Linked DNA regions of Homo sapiens: region 1 is linked to region 2. Evidence: chromatin loops called from intact Hi-C (ENCODE). Cell type or tissue: heart left ventricle. All regions are shown on one strand. Region 1 overlaps CLMN (calmin). Region 2 overlaps DICER1 (dicer 1, ribonuclease III).

Region 1 (8,000 bases), 49 kb after region 2:
ACCACATGAGTACTCAGCATAGGCTAAAAGCCCTGTGTATGCCCGTTTCCCAGGAAGGAGAGTAGTGGGAATATCTCTCAAGAAACAGAATGAGCCCCAGAGAAAACACGTGCAAATACTGACAGGCAGTGTTCTCCAATGATGAGTCCAGGTGCCCACCTGGTGACCCTAGTGGAAAAGCTCACCAGTTGGCACACACAACTTCCAATCAGCTTTTGGATGCCTCACTCTTAAAACATGAACAGATCCATAGGATCACCATATATTTGAGAAAAATTCACAACGTGAAAGATAGAGACTGAGACCACCAAAATAAAGAGAACTCAGAGAAAATGAGGGCAACACAGGGAGCAGAAAAGACTTCCCCTCAGACCACAATCATTAACGTCCACAGAGAGACAAAATCTGCATCCACGCATCAAGAGCAGGACACTGTAAAACAAAGACAGGATAATAACCAAAGGTTTTATTAACTTGGAAAATAAAAATTCAATAAAACATTCAGATTGGGAAGATAAAAATGAATAATTCTTCCTGAAAGCAGATCAGAAACATAGACGAAAAATAGAAAAGATAAAAAATATTAGAGCATCAGCCTGGGTGTAGGGGAGGGTCCAACATTGAAATAATAGGTGGTCCAGAAAGAAAGAATGTAAATAATCACAAGAAAATTTAAGAAATTTCCCATGAAGGCCCAGCACAAGGTTTAACACCCGGGATACAACACCATCATGACAGTTCAGAACACCAAGAATAAAGAGATCTTAAATGTTTCCAGGAAGGGTGGATAAAAAAACCTAAGTCACATATAAAGGTACGGGAATCAGAATGGCATCAGAAATCTCAACCAGCACGCTTGGGAGGGGCTAGGGGAGGGTATTATTTTCCACCTGTCATTCTATGCTCAGCCACATTTCTGTTAAGGGCAGAATACAGACATCTTAAGTCATGCAAAAATCTCAAAATATTTACAACCATATTTACTTCCCATGTTCTCTTCCTCAGGAAGTTATTAAAGAATGTGCCACACCAAAAAAAAAAAAAAAGTAAAGAGAGAGAATAGCAAATTAATGGGGACATTTGGAGGAGAAAGGACATGTAACCATAACACACTGCTGGGCTTGGGAGTCAACAATCCTTAAGTGCTCCAGGTAATGTCAACACCTAATAGAAATGTACTAAATGATGTGATCTAGCTATACTGGAAAACCAAAGCACGGTATGGTAAGAGTGAAATCCTCCTCTACTGTGACAGCAAGCCAGTAGATGTTTCTAAATTAAAAAATAAAGTGTAAGCACGTTATGTAGAAATGCAAACATAAGAGAGTTGAAAGTGGTTACTTCTAAGCAGCGAGACTTAGGGGACTGCTAGTTCTTGTTAAAAGCCTTATTGTATTTCTTTTAATTTAAAAAAAATTTACAAGCAATGGGGTGGTTTGTCCTGCAGACTTCCACATCCATTTTCTATATCCAGCTTCTTCCATAGAAGCCTATACTCAAATGAGATTTTTTTTTCCTTTGCAAAATATCAGTTGACTGCCAACCTGAACCAAATGACTTTCAGGCATCTTGCCAGTAGATGTTTTAAACAATATTACAAGTTGTAATAGGTGAGAGAAGTATCTTGCAGAGGTTTTTCTGAACAAGGTCTAGACCCATAAAATGAAATGATTCACATTTGGGTTGGCTCTTCCCAGGCTCTTCGAGCATCTAATTTAGGCAAGGACTGCATGGTGCCCAGAGTTATAAACTATCACATAATCTTTATTATCTGTACCTTTGAGCTTTCATTGATGCCAGGGAGCTCATTAATTAGCTCATTTTCCATGGGGCTCTTGGCCTTCCAGATGGAATCACTCCAAGCTCCCAGCAGCTTTCTGGTTGGAAGGCTGAAATTCTTTCAGGAGGGGAGACAGACTATAATCAGACTGGTTTAGAGGCCAGATTTTGGCTGTCATCGACTCAGATGTGCTATGTAAATTCTTCTGGCCATGCTGGAATTCTGTAAACTTGAAACCCACTGCTTGAAATGAGCAAGTCCTTGGCTAGCAAAGAAAGAAACGTGATTCCTGGAGTAAGAGCGACGCTGGTATGTCAAATGACAAGCTGTTGCAGCTGTCAAGGGTATTTCAGAAGGAATTGGGGATGAGCTTGAAGGTGAGTAAGAATTCCTCATGGGAAAAATACAAGAACAAAACAAATGTCGATAGTTGGTCTAAACTTTTTGGTTTTGCTTGAATGTGGACATTTTAATCTAGTCATTTTATCTTTTTCTCAGGACATTGGTGTGCCCAGTGGAAGTTTCCTACAAGGGGTGACAGCTCTGGACAGGGCATCAGGTGCCTGTGTGCTCACTGCAAGTCTGCCCCTGGTCGGCTATATGATCTTGGTCAAGCTGCTCTGTCTCTCTGGGTCCAGCTAGACAAGATGCTCACTGAGTCCCCTCCTGACTCATTTGTGATTTTATAAGGGTTGCCTGGTACATGCTTTCTGAAGGGGAGAGCAAGGGGAGGAGGAACCAATGCAGAGACTCACCACGGACCTGAGTCTTGGCAGGGAGGAGAGAGCAGAGGGAGCCTGGGGCTGAGGAAGACTGGGGGCAGGGGTGCTAGAGATGCCTCTCTTCTTTCACAAACCTCCTGTGCTGGCCTGCTCCCGGAGTGCTGTCCAGAAAGCCTCTTCAAGAAACCCATTACAAGTGACCACAAAGAATGCCCGTTCCAAGACATGCATTCTGAGGGAGGTGTGCACCAAAGCTTTAGTGGGCAGGAAGCTACCCCACCACCCAGCTCCAGCACTGCTGGGAGCTGATTCCAGCCCAGCCACTCCTCATGGCTTTTATATGGCCCTGCTGGGCCCTGGCGATCTGGTTTGAAAATCATGGTTCTATCTCAATCCAATCAATGGAAAACTGAATTTCAAGTGTTATCTCCCCTCAAACAAAAAACAAAACAAAAAAACAACAAAAAAAACAGGGTGAAAAAGAGCACACAGTGGCTCTCAACACAGCTTTCACCTTCCTCCCTGGATTCTGCCATTCCTGGATGTGCTTACACAGAGCTGGCTGCTCGGATTTCCCCTAGTGAATGCAACCAGTTACCGGACTGCGACAGGTGCATGGACCCCAGCACCTTCTCTCAAACACCCACGCTTGGAGGAAAACGTGGCAGCTCTCTCCCCAGCTGGGGCTTGGCCTGGGGTGCCCACCCTCTTTCTCATTAAGCAGCCCTTCATCTGAGAGGTAAGAAACTCAAGTTCATCCAGCGTGTGAACCTGCAATGTGGGGTGTGCTAAGATCCAGGCGGGCTAATGATCACTAACAATGCTCCCTATCCAACCCAGCAAGGCACACAAGGACAAAACCCCACCTACGGATCCAGCTGCATGCCTGAGTTTTGAGTACACAGCCAAAGAAAAAAGCATGCTCAGGTTGTCCAGAAAAAAAAGGAAACCTGAAAAAAAAAAAAAAACCACAATAGCGAGAAAGGGGGTCTAAGTTTCCTCGGAGGTCCTCAACTGTCTGTAGAAGTGCCCCACCCAGAACCCAAAATAAAATGAAGTAACCCCGCCCCTGGTCAGGGTCCTGTCTTTTTTATTATCCAGACACACGTATCAGAGCCTGCTAACATCCAGTTGTGGGAAGAGCAGCAAGCAGTACACCAGGAGCCACAGGAAGAGAATAAAATACATCATATCCGGCTGCTGGACAAGCTGTGTCAGGGAGTCACTCTGCGGGCTGTGGCTCCCCAGTGACATGGCTTCTCCTGAGCTGTTGGCCTTCCTACAGAAGAAACACAGAGGAAACGCAGTTACCAAGCAGGTTCCCAGGAAAGTGGACCCCACCCAGTGCTACCCGTCTCTCCCCGGCCCCCACTCCCCGCCTGAAGACCCGAAGGCTCCCCAGCACCATGTCCAGGTAGGCCCCACACTGTGTGTACTGGCCCAAGGCAGTGCGTCGGGCCATCCAGGCAGCCCCTCGAGCTTTTGCACGTACTCCGTTCATCTCCATAACATCAGGTGAGAGGAGGTGGCAGCCCCATTCTGCAGATGGACACACTGAGGCTTTCGGGGTGGAGTGACTTGCCCAAGGCCATGCAATTAACTTGGCGACAGAGAGGGCGCCTAGGCCAGGTCTCCTGGGACACCTTTCTTGATGCCACAGTGCTCTCAGAGAGTGACACGGAGTTAGATACTGATCGCTTGCTGCTGTTTGTTAGTAACGCAGGGGACCCCATAGGTCATCTAAGGGATGAAGTGTCCCTAATAGCAGATCATTTTAAATCATCTATCAGAAAGAAACAAAGACCTCTCCCATTCCCCACAGTTTTGTTTTGGCTTTGGAATATTACCTTTAAAATAATTACTAGATTTGATTTCAGTCAGATTTACCTTCCTGCTTTTATTTTATAGGTGGTAGTGTTAAAATGTCATTTCAGTTTTGCCTGGCGGATCATAGGGAAGCCCAGAAGGTTTTGCCTGGGGCTGGGGCCTCTGCTTGGAGCTGCATGTAGAGAAGCCTGCAGTGTAAGCCTCTTAGGGTGGTTTCGTGCGGTGTAATGGAGATTACGAGAGGCTAAAACCACTTGTCCCAGAACTATCTCCTGATAGCAGGAGCGAGGGGCAGGGTGGGATTAAACATCTGCCACAGTCTACATACTGAATGATAAATACCCACATGATGGTCTTCTTTAAAAAGCTGTCCACAGAAACAAGTTAAACTATATACTTTTTATAGAGACACGGTCTCTCTGTGTTGCCCAGGCTAGTCTCAAACTCCTGGCCTCAAGCAGTCCTCCCTCCTTGGCCTCCCAAAGTGCTGGGATTACAGGCGTGAGCCACCATGCGCAGCCTAAACCATATTTTTTATTATAAAGGTAATAAATGCTCAATGTAGACAACTGAAAACACGACTGCATTTCTCAACTTTACAGGTTCTATTTTCAACGCCTCTATCTCATAAGAGCAAAAAGGATTATTTTCCTATGAGCATATCCAGCCTGGTGGAAAACTTGAATTAGTATTTCCATTTCATGGCAGGGGAAAGGAGCTGTCTTGCTTCTTTTTTAGCAGCCAGAGGGATGGGGTTCTAATGACCACACTCTTGGGTGTTGGGTAATATTCAGACAGAGGCTTCCGATTCCAGTAATCTAAATCCTTCCAAGCCAATTCAAATCTGTGGCGAGTAAATAAAATTTTTTAAAAATAAAAACATAATAAAGCAACTCTATGACTTCAACAGGAATGGGGACGTCTCAGAATTGTAAGAATTTGAGACGTTTTTCTGGTTTCCTATGTTTTAAATGGGCAGGTTTCCAGCAATTCAGCAACATTAGGCCAGGCCAACAGTTCTCCGACAGCAAGAAATACTTTCATAGACATCCTGGCATGTTTGCTTTCCCTCTTCATGTCTGCTCTGATGCCATAAAACTGTAAAATCAGCTCAGTAAGCTTCTGAGTACTGTACCTGCAGTGGCAACAGAGAATGGACAGGCGTCAGGGGCTACAGCATTCACAGGGGCCACACAGCCTCACAAGACCACCACCTCTTCTCCTGCCTGGCCGTCCCTTTGCTAACTACCCTATACCACTAAACCACCCTATACTCTATACCACTCATTTAAACACAGCTGCAGGCTCAGAACCCAGACCCGTCTTTAAACTGACTCATTTTCGGAACCGGGCCCTAACCATCAGTGTTAATTAATATCTACTTTTCCTTTCTACTCATATTCAATTTACATCATTTTCTCTGGAATAGTTATTTTCTTGCATTATCCCAAATTATTAATACTGTTATCAACAAAGCAGTGGGAGAATAACCACCCCTGTAAGGCAGGCTGCAGAATGTAAAAACATTTTATTACTACCCCCACAAAACCTGAAGTAAAGCCACCAACCTGGTTAATATTCGGTTTCTTCTGTCATCCAGATCTGCTGCGTTCCTCAACTGAACATAGCTAAAATGATCCTACAGTGAAATTTATAAACAAAAGCCCCCGCAACCCAATTAGTAAAGATGAAATCTCTGAAACAGAAGATAAAACGATTTTAAACACACAAAGCCGAGCATGCCGGGCATTTCTCAATACCGCCAGCGTCTAGATCCAAAATCAAAGTGCTAAACAATATACATTCCTCTACCTCCTCCCCTAAGCCCCTCCCTTGTGAGTGCGAGAGACCCCACCACCCGGAACCCGGATTGGGGTGTGCTGCTCCGGGTTCTAACACATCTGCTACTGAGCACGTGCCACTGTCCATCGGACCTTGACTCATGTTGCACCTCTGTCTCTGAACGTGATCCTTCTGGGTGCGCGCGGGGTCCAGGTGAGGCGTTTTGGGTGCGTTTTTATAGCAAGGAGGCCTTTGGGCTTTAAAATCCTCACTTTATTTACATCTCTTATTGCCCAAACCGGATATCCGATCGGACTGTGCTTAATGATAAGGTTCCAATCTGCTTGTCTTCTATCCAAAAGTATAGCTGTTGCATGCCAGTAATTTCAAAGCTCTGGGCTGGGGAGGAGGAAGGATGGAAAGGAATTGATTAGCAGGGGCCGTGCGGAAAGAGAAGAAATTCACATACTAACCGATTCCGAAGACCTATGAGTATGTCGTCGAAGGTAAATGCTGGAGTCACTGTGACTAGTCCTGAAAAACAAACACATGTTTTGAATTGGTACCACCTGGAGCTCTTCATGGCTCAGTTGTACGGTCACCCCCATCCTGGGGTTTCCACGTATGGGTTTAGGCAAGCGACAACTTCACAGCCAGGGACAGAAATGACAGATTTTATATCTAACATGCCTACTTTGGTTGGACAGTGCTTACAAATAGGATGGATATTAGTGATACACACATTGGGCCCTCATCTACAAGAAAAATCAAAGTCAGGATTTTAAATAGAAAGCAAGGCACATATTCTTAAAAATCAAAGCATTTGGAGCAGGAAGTAACCCAAGCATCCTGATGTGCTGGGACTCACCAGAGGTTCTCTGCAATTAGTCAGACCTGGGCCTAGACCAGGCTGCCCTGACTCTCTCTACCTGCGTCTGAGGTCCAAAATGTACAAGTGGGAATGCTTGCCTCGCACTTTTCACATTCCACCCAGTCCTAGCGGAATGGAGGGTAACGTCCTATTTCCTTGAAGGATGGAGCCCCGCCTGAATCACCCCTGTGGCTGACCTCTTTCTCCCTCTCCTGAAGTCCCCAGGCCTAGCAGACTCCATTGCATAGTGGCTGCTCAAGGACTCTTTGAGAATTAATCTGCTTAGGGAGAAGCTGAGCAGTTGGGCAAATCCCCTGCACTGTTTGTCCAAAGTGCTCACCTGCACTGACAGCAGAGCCCAGCGACATGAGAAGATCATAGATGACTGCTAGACAGTCACACCCAGGGGCAGGGACAGGCACGCTGGGAGTCAAAGGCCAAGTGGGCAGCAGCCTTCTGTTGTGCCTTGGCCCTCCTCCCCCTGCCTCTGTTTCCCCAAAGTCCAGGCACAGAAGCAAGGCAGAGGGAGGTGGAAAGCCAGGCACCTGCCAGCAACTCCTCTGGCTCTGTCTGTATGGGCTTCTCCCTACCCCTCCCCAAATGCATACCTCAATAGTTTTCTGTTGCAGCTTGTATTACATCATCACAGGCAACAAGGGGGCACAAAAAGAATGTGGAATGTGGAGTGGGACACATCTGAGTCCAAGACTCCCTAAGCTGGGGAAGTTACCTGGCCCCCTGACCTTCTTTGTCTGCCATATGAGGCACAGTCCCACCAATGTGTCTATAGGTGACGTGAGAATGAATGAGAAAATGAATGTGAAGTTCCTGGGCACAGTAAGGGCTTGATCAACACTGACTGACTATTGTGACGATGAGAGAGGGGAGAGACCAGGGTCTTCTGATTTTCAGCAGTTACACATTTTCCCTGGGACAAATCTGGCTCATCTGGTGGCCTTGGAGTGACAGAGCAGAGGTGTGCTATGAGATTCCTGTAGATCAGTTAAATCTCATTATC
Region 2 (8,000 bases):
ACACCGCATATTCTCACTCATAGGTGGGAATTGAACAATGAGATCACATGGACACAGGAAGGGGAATATCACACTCTGGGGACTGTGGTGGGGTCGGGGGAGGGGGGAGGGATAGCATTGGGAGATATACCTAATGCTAGATGACACATTAGTGGGTGCAGCGCACCAGCATGGCACATGTATACATATGTAACTAACCTGCACAATGTGCACATGTACCCTAAAACTTAGAGTATAATAAAAAAAATAAAAATAAATAAAAAAATAAAAAAAAAAAAAAAAGAATGCTATCCTATTGCTGCCTCATCACCATTCACCAGCAATTTCCACAACAGAAGAGTAATCCCTGTTGGCTGAAAGCCTATAGCATATTATGCATCCTCCCTGACTGACCAACTGAAAGTGTTTAATCCTGTATTTCAATCCTATGTGCTCAATCCAAGTGATCCTAGCAGTTATACTACAGAGGCTTGGGGTATAGTCTTAATCCATAAAATGTACTTCTGTAATTTTATATGAATTCTTATTTAGAAAATTTCTCTTAAAACTCTGTTCTCACTAAAATATGACCAATTAGACTAGAATTTCCTTGGATATAGGAGCTGCATATCTTACCCTTACCTGTATTACCCACTGTACAGAACCACATCCAGGACATGGTAAACAAAAACTGCAGGTTGTTAGAATGAAAACAATGTCCACCTGAGTGACATTAAAACCTCAAACAGCTTCTATTTGCCTTTCATAATTTCTATCACAGATTTTTAGAGCTATTCATAGACACACATACACAACATACATGTTATTCTTTTACTGGAGCACAGCTCCATAAGAACAAGACATGAGTCTCATTCTTTGCACCTCTTAAATTTCCTGCTACAATGTTCTGTATATACATTTAAGTAAATATTTGACAAACTGAATTAGAGACTCATGAATGTCCACACAATAATATACAGAACAGAATCATGGATGGATCAAGATATATTTCTATTCGGTTTGGAAACACACATCTATCCCACTCCTACCAGCCCTGAGAGATGAGTGCAGGAGAGAGGATGTACAAGGACATAAAGAACAACAATTTAACCCTTCCAATTATATTTTCCATAAGGTTACAATGTTTAAATTAATTTTCATTCATTTAGTGGACAATAACTGGCCCCAGTAATGCACTTTCTATTTAGGGAAAACAAATCCAAGACTTAAAATTCCAACAGGTAATCTGTAATATAAAAACAGGAAAACCTATAATTTTGCCAATTTTTACTTTCTTGGCATGTTTAAACAGATTTTTTAAACTTGGCCTTAATGAAAAGATCTGAATCTCTGCTGGCAGGTAAAGGTTCTAGTTTCACAGATAAACTGGCTACCATTAACTGCTTTTGCAGAGCCAAAATAACTCCACATGACTGTTTTTCAACTATAGATTTTAAATTTCTGGTCAAACAACTTACCCTCATGAAACTAGTGAGGTTGTTTCATAGTTTCCACATATTATGCACTTAGAAATACAGTCATGCACCCAATAACAATGTTTTAGAGACTGACCCCGTATAAGACTATGGTCTCGTAAGATTATGATACTGTATTTTTACTGTACCTTTTCTATGCTTAGGTATATTTAGATATACAAATACCACTGTGTCACAACGGCCTACAGTATTCAATATAGTAACATGGTGTACAGGTTAGTAGCCTAGGAACAAAAGGTCATACCATATAGCCTAGGTGTATAATAGGCTATACCATGTAGGTTTATGTTAATTAAGTACACTCTATGATGTTCACACAATGACAAAATCGCCTAACAATGCATTTCTCAGAAGATATCCAGTCATTAAGCAATGCATGACTGTAATTTAGCAAAAGACAAGAAAGACAAGAATAAACTCTCTTCCTCTTTCCACATGATGAATCACAGATTTACCGTTTTAATGTTTGAGATCTCTGTGTTGCTCTTGTCTGAACTGCATTTTGACATTGTGATAGCAGTTTATTGGAAAATCACAGCATGCCCAAGCTTCTGCTCTAAAAATAAATGCAAAAATAGCCAAGTTTAAGATTCCTGTAAACTGAACAGAAACACATCTACAAGAGAGCCCTACTGATATGAAGAGTTGAATAAAAGGCCATTATTTTGAATTAAATTTTAAACAAAAGGCATTTAGATTATTTTAGGATACCAAGGCTTACCCTAAAACAAAGAACAAGAGAATAAGCTACAATAGCATGCCTAATTCCCAGAGATCTGGGAGAAATAAAGAGCTAGAGCAAAGTTCAAAAAAAGATTTCAAAGCTAATATAAGGAAATCAAAGTAAATAAAGTCTAAAGATGGTATTTTATAGAAAAATGAAAAAAATAGCTATTATTTCCTAAATTCACATAAACGAAAGAAATAAAGAAGGTCACCAGAAGACGTACTTGGCTGAGAAATCCAAATAACCCAGTAGTAACTCTTTAACACAGGTATGAAATCCATCAGCAATTCCAATTTCCCAAAATGAAATTAAAAACACAAAAGGACAGTTACATCTACACTATACATTTTTATAGAATTAGTTTATAAATAAAATAATTCAAGAACACTGTTAATGTTAATGTCGGGCATAAATTTAAATTTGGGGTGGCTCTCTAAAAGAGATTATAAATCAAAAACTAAGAAAGCATAAAATGTAGATATAAAAAGTTTAATTTGATCAACAAATACTGATTTTGTTAGATCTGACATCAGACTTGGTTTGCGCTCAGGTCTGAGCCTTCTGCAATGCCTCCACTACCATAAGCTCAGGAAAAACAAATTGGCAGTGGCCTCTTTTTACTACTTCCAGTCCTTTAAAAGACATTCTCATGGAGGTTAAAGTTCTCATTTCATACACAAATTTGTTTTGCTAAGAAGTCAACAAAGCAGACTGGGGCAACCTTATCACTACTTTGGCATATACATATTTACCTCAAAATGCTGATTCTAAGTTCTTTCAGAGTTTCCAAGTCTGTATTAATTCATACCCTAGGTAACCTAAAAGCAATCAGAGAGAAATTTTAGAAGAGACAACTCATTTTTTAAAACGAACTTTAAGAGATGTTCTACTTTTTAAGATCCCTCATAAAATTCTTTATCTGTTGGGCAACAAGACAATGCATGTCTAAAAGAACTGCCCTTTAAAATTGGGATATTATGTTCTAATACAGCCAGGAAAAACAACTTGTTAGTACAATCCAATTAGATAGAAGGGATAACTCTTGGCATTAAATTACCTTTTCCCTCAGTAAAACTTGGCTTTAAAAATACTTAAACACTATGATAAATCAGTACCATGCTGTATATGAGCATATCTTCCTATCTCCCAATATGTCAGTGCTTATGTTTTCATTTTTCTTTTTGTTTTTTATTTTTTTTTTCTATTTTGTAGAGCTGGGGCCACCCCATGTTTCCCAGGCTGGTCTCGAACTCCTGGGCTCAAGTGATCCTCCCACCGTGGCCTCCCAAAGTGCTGTAGTCCCAAAAGATTACCCAAATACCACTGCATTACAACTGCCTACAGTACTCAGTACAGTAACATGCTGTATTGAATACTGCAGATTACAGGTGTGAGCCACTGCAACCAGCCAAATTTGTGTTTTCTAAGGCTACCTCAGACTTCATTTAATTTTTAATTTCATTCTATACCGCCACCTAGTAGGATGCAAAGACCACGCACACCAACATGTCCTGCTGTGTCACCCTCTAGAGATGATTTCCAATTCAGACTCACCTCATTCCTAGAAATGCCATAATCAAATTACTAAGTTGATAATCCTTTAAAATTCAATGTCACCCAACTATTACAAAATTATTGCTAAGTTATCCACATTATTTCCATTGATAATTCCATACATACATTAGAAAGGTAATATGTCAAGTATAATAGCAACTTATTTTATACTGGTAATTCAAAGCTAATAGGTCATTTTCTCATTTTAATTGATCACTGTGAAGTAAAGTACAAACCTGCAAAATCCTGTTTCATAGGCCCCTTTAAGATAACTCTGAAACAGGCACGCCACATATCAGACAGTCAAGTTTTAGTACAAACTAGCAAACTTAATCCACATTAGCAACTAAATGCAGTAACGAGGCTGTATCCTTTCACAGGCTAGTAGCAAGAAAGAGCTAACCATTCAGATCTGAAGCCTAAAGGCACCTAGAACTTTCTGCTGTGAATTTTCAAAATTGGTGACAAAATAATTTCAACTCATCCATGTTATTATGCATCACAGATTCTGACATTATTAACTTTGCAAATATTACCATCCAGATTTCATTCCTACTCTCACAAAGCCCAAAATGCATGACTTCTATAAAGTTCCAGGATAAACAAATGGAAAAAAACCACAATATAGTGACATTAAAACAGTATAAGCAATACTCATGGTAAGCTAACAGAGAAAACTAAAAAAATGTATGAAGCACTTTAAGTTCCTAGTAACAAAAGTGCTATGTGAGATACAAGGCATTATTTTAACTGCAATCACGCCTACATCACTTAGGACAGCCATGGTATAGATACAAAATACTGACTGTTGACGTAAGGACAAATACAAATTAAAAATAAGAGGCATAGTTCTCCCTGCTGAAAATAAAAGGGAAGAGGTCCCTTTCCCCTTTTCTTTTCCAGATTTTATTTCTCCCTCCCTTTCAATGTATATAAATTTAAGTCTCTAGTCTTATAACTTGGCTATGTTTCCTAAGGACCTGAAAGCCATCTCTGAAATGGGAAATAACACTCAATCGCCTGGTTTCCTAGGAGGAGATGGGCCTAATCTGTCACCTGACTCCAAAATGTAAAACCTACCTCTAGTCATAAAAATGTGAAAAAAAATTAGCAATTTTATCTTGAAAATATGGATGTAATGGATTGTAACCATTTAGTTACATAAAACAGTAAGATTTCTTTCTGTCTTTGCCATCCCTTTAGTGACTGCCTGTGATGGGCACAGCAGTCTGATTTAATGTTCATTCAATAATAACATTGTTTTCTTTCTTTTCTACCTTTGTGGAGCAATTTTCTGGGTTGGGAGATTTTGGTTTTAATTGTATTTCCCTAACATTAGCTTTTTTATTTTTTAAATATAGCCCAAATCTCAAACAGTATTCATACCAAATAATAAAATTCCATTTCTTAGAACTTAAATACTGGAGAAGCCCTAAAATATGCTGGCCAACTACATGGAGGAATTTTTAAAAATGAAAATGAAAGTGGGCAAACAGCCACACTGAAAATGAATCCACACATAGAATCCAAGTTGTTTGAAAACAACTCCTACCTACTTCCCTTTTCTAAGTTGTAGAGCAGAAAAAGTCTCAGATGTTTTTAGCTAACTTAATAAGCAAATTGATGCTCTTGCCTCTTAATATACACATTTATATTTATACATATACTTATATATACATATAAACATGTATTTAATGGACGTATTTGCCTCAAAACACTGATTCTGAGTTTTCAGTGACATCTATACACTGTCACTCCCTTCTCATGTATACCCGCCTATGCAGGAGGCACTGAGTAAGGCAACTGGGGATATAGGAAGCAGCCTCTTTTTTTTTTCCTTTGTACCTATCTTTCTTTTAAAAATTATCTTAATGCCAGCAAGCAGTTCAGTGTCAGAATACCAAGGTTTAAATCCAGACTCCACTACCTCGCTAACATTGTTTACTTGCCTGTAAAACAGAAACACCTGACTATTACGAGGATTACACAAGATCTTAAACTTAGTAGAGAGAAAATAAAATGCTTGGAACATACAAAATCCATATCATACAAAATATCTCTACCTAGAACCATTTTTTTTAGCATAATTCTTAAACTCTTAAAATTTTATGAAACCCTTAAAGAAAACCTAAAATGTTTCATTAACCGTAAGATTCGGCATAGAAAATGCATTCTCATATAATGCATAGAAGATTTTATACAGAATTTATAGCCAGATTAACCTGAAAAACCACAAACTCCTGAATGGGGATCAGGAGATGCCACCCCCAACTATGCCACTTTGGTATATTATTTTGAGCTGAAAGCAATTAAGAATCAACAGATTCAGGAAAAGTTCTATGCCTTCCCTTTTTCTACTTAAGAGTAAGGCATAAACTCCCCCTTCTTCTACACCAGGAAGAAAAGAACAATCCTTATCACAGCACAGAGAGATGGCACCAAGATGAATCTGCATAAACAAACCTTAATAAATAAACCTTTTCTACCAATGGTTTCCTCCATACACCGTCTAATCACCTTCCCACAGTTTATCAACCCTAGAAATCCAAACATCCCCTCCTTTGTCCTTCCACAATTTATCACTCTTTGTTAAGATGGTATATGAGCCTCTAAATCTAAGTGTTTCTTTGGGATTTTACATCTTTTTCTTTGATGCCCCTGTGCGTGCAAAAATATTAACATCAATACAAGCTGTAGACCTCTTCCCCTGTTAATGTCTTTTGTTAGTTTAATTCACAGATCCCAGCAATAGAGCCTAAGTGGGTGGAGGAAAAGTTTTCCTCCCCTACATTCCAAACAAGCTAGCCATTATGCATTTACATTAAGATGAAAATCAATGCAATTAAATCACAAAATATGGTACCTAACGTAAAGTAAATTTAAACAGTTTTGTATTCACTAGTTCTCTTGAAAAACAAACAAAAAATACTGTGTACTACTTACTGGCTGGACAGACATCACTGAAAACATTATTTCACTGAACTGTTTCTTAGGCAATAAAATGTTTCACAGAGAAACAAGAAATAGTAATAATCATGGATATTTCAAAAATATAAAAAAGAAATCAAAAGAAAATATCCAACATATCCACAGTATATAAAACAAGTATTTCAAGGATTTATCAACTATTATTTAGTGAATATAGACTATGAAAAGATTAAGGTCAAACCAAGGATTAAGAGACTAAAGAGAAAAAAAAAACAATAATTTCAAGAATTTAAACACTGGTATCTTTGCATATTTAAATACAAAACACAAGAACTATTTATATTTTTACTTTTAATTGTCATTTGTCTTTTTAAAAAGTTTTTTTTTTAGTTTACCCTAACACTATGGGTATGAACTTTACATTTCTGTCATTCTTAATTAAAATTCGCTGCACATTAACCTAGTCATTACCACACACACAAAAAAAACTTCATATAGAAACGCTCCCTTCATCATTACCATTTATAAGAGCAAAGAAACACTCCCCGCCACCAATTTACATGTCTAACAATGATTGAGGAAATGGTTTGGTAAACCCTGGTTCATTTTACATGGTGAAGTTCAATTCAGCCATTTAAAATGGTAAGTTTATAATGAACAAAAATGCTTATGTTGAGAGCAGCAGCAGGCAGACAAATGCCTAGGCAGACAGGGGTAGGTCCCCAGTGAAACCCCACCTTCAAATCAAAGACAGTTTAAAGCCTGAAGGTCGAGATACACAGTATTTTTTGTTTGTTTTTCAAGAGAACTACAAGTCCCAGATAAATCCAGGGACCGGATTGAGAACCTGTCTTGCCATTTGGCACACTTTCCTCTGATTGATCCTCACCCTTCACCTATCTTACATATACCTACACTTCCCTAATTGGTTTCTTACACTGTCAAGCCCACCTTTGAGTGGTGCTTTTAACTTTTTTTTGCATACTCACAAACCAATCAGCACACACTCCCCTATTCTGAGCCTGTAAAAGCCCAGGACCCAGCCACACTGGGGGAAAAACCACACAACTTCGGGTGGGGAACCACCCCCGCATCCCCTTTCTGCTGAGAACTGTTTCATTGCTCAATAAAATTTACGTCTGCCTTCCTCACCCTTCAGTTGTCAGCATATCCTCATTCTTCTTGGATGCAGAACAAGAACTCAGGAACCGCCAAACGTGGGTATGAGCCGTAACACAGGTAGGCTGGGGCATGACTGGCCCAGCCACTAGCTGAGCCAGAGCACAAGCCAGGTGTGGCACAGGCAGGCCAAGTGG

What was found. A loop is a pair of places that touch in the nucleus more often than their neighbours do. Peaks named below come from ENCODE experiments on the same cell type or tissue, not always from the same donor. Only the 100,000 strongest peaks of a DNase experiment are listed, where the experiment ranks them.
Region 1: a loop joins it to region 2, with 2.4 times the contacts of the local background. A loop is called at or near these places in 8 of 110 quality-filtered maps.

The regions. Positions count from the first base shown.
Region 1 is chr14:95,187,952-95,195,951 of GRCh38, forward strand. CLMN (calmin) reads right to left here. Exons shown (of 13, transcript NM_024734.4): 11 at 6,585-6,645; 12 at 5,898-5,968; 13 at 1-3,781. The coding sequence ends at 3,613. Among named protein-coding and RNA genes, the nearest start is that of DICER1-AS1, 34 kb to the left of the region's middle. In heart left ventricle, no CTCF peak of the experiment used is centred here; no DNase peak of the experiment used is centred here; H3K27ac peaks cover 1,273 bases; H3K27me3 peaks cover 1,438 bases.
Region 2 is chr14:95,138,729-95,146,728 of GRCh38, forward strand. All of the region lies in intron 1 of DICER1 (dicer 1, ribonuclease III), which reads right to left. Among named protein-coding and RNA genes, the nearest start is that of MIR3173, 4.7 kb to the left of the region's middle. In heart left ventricle, no CTCF peak of the experiment used is centred here; no DNase peak of the experiment used is centred here; H3K4me3 peaks cover 781 bases; H3K27ac peaks cover 872 bases.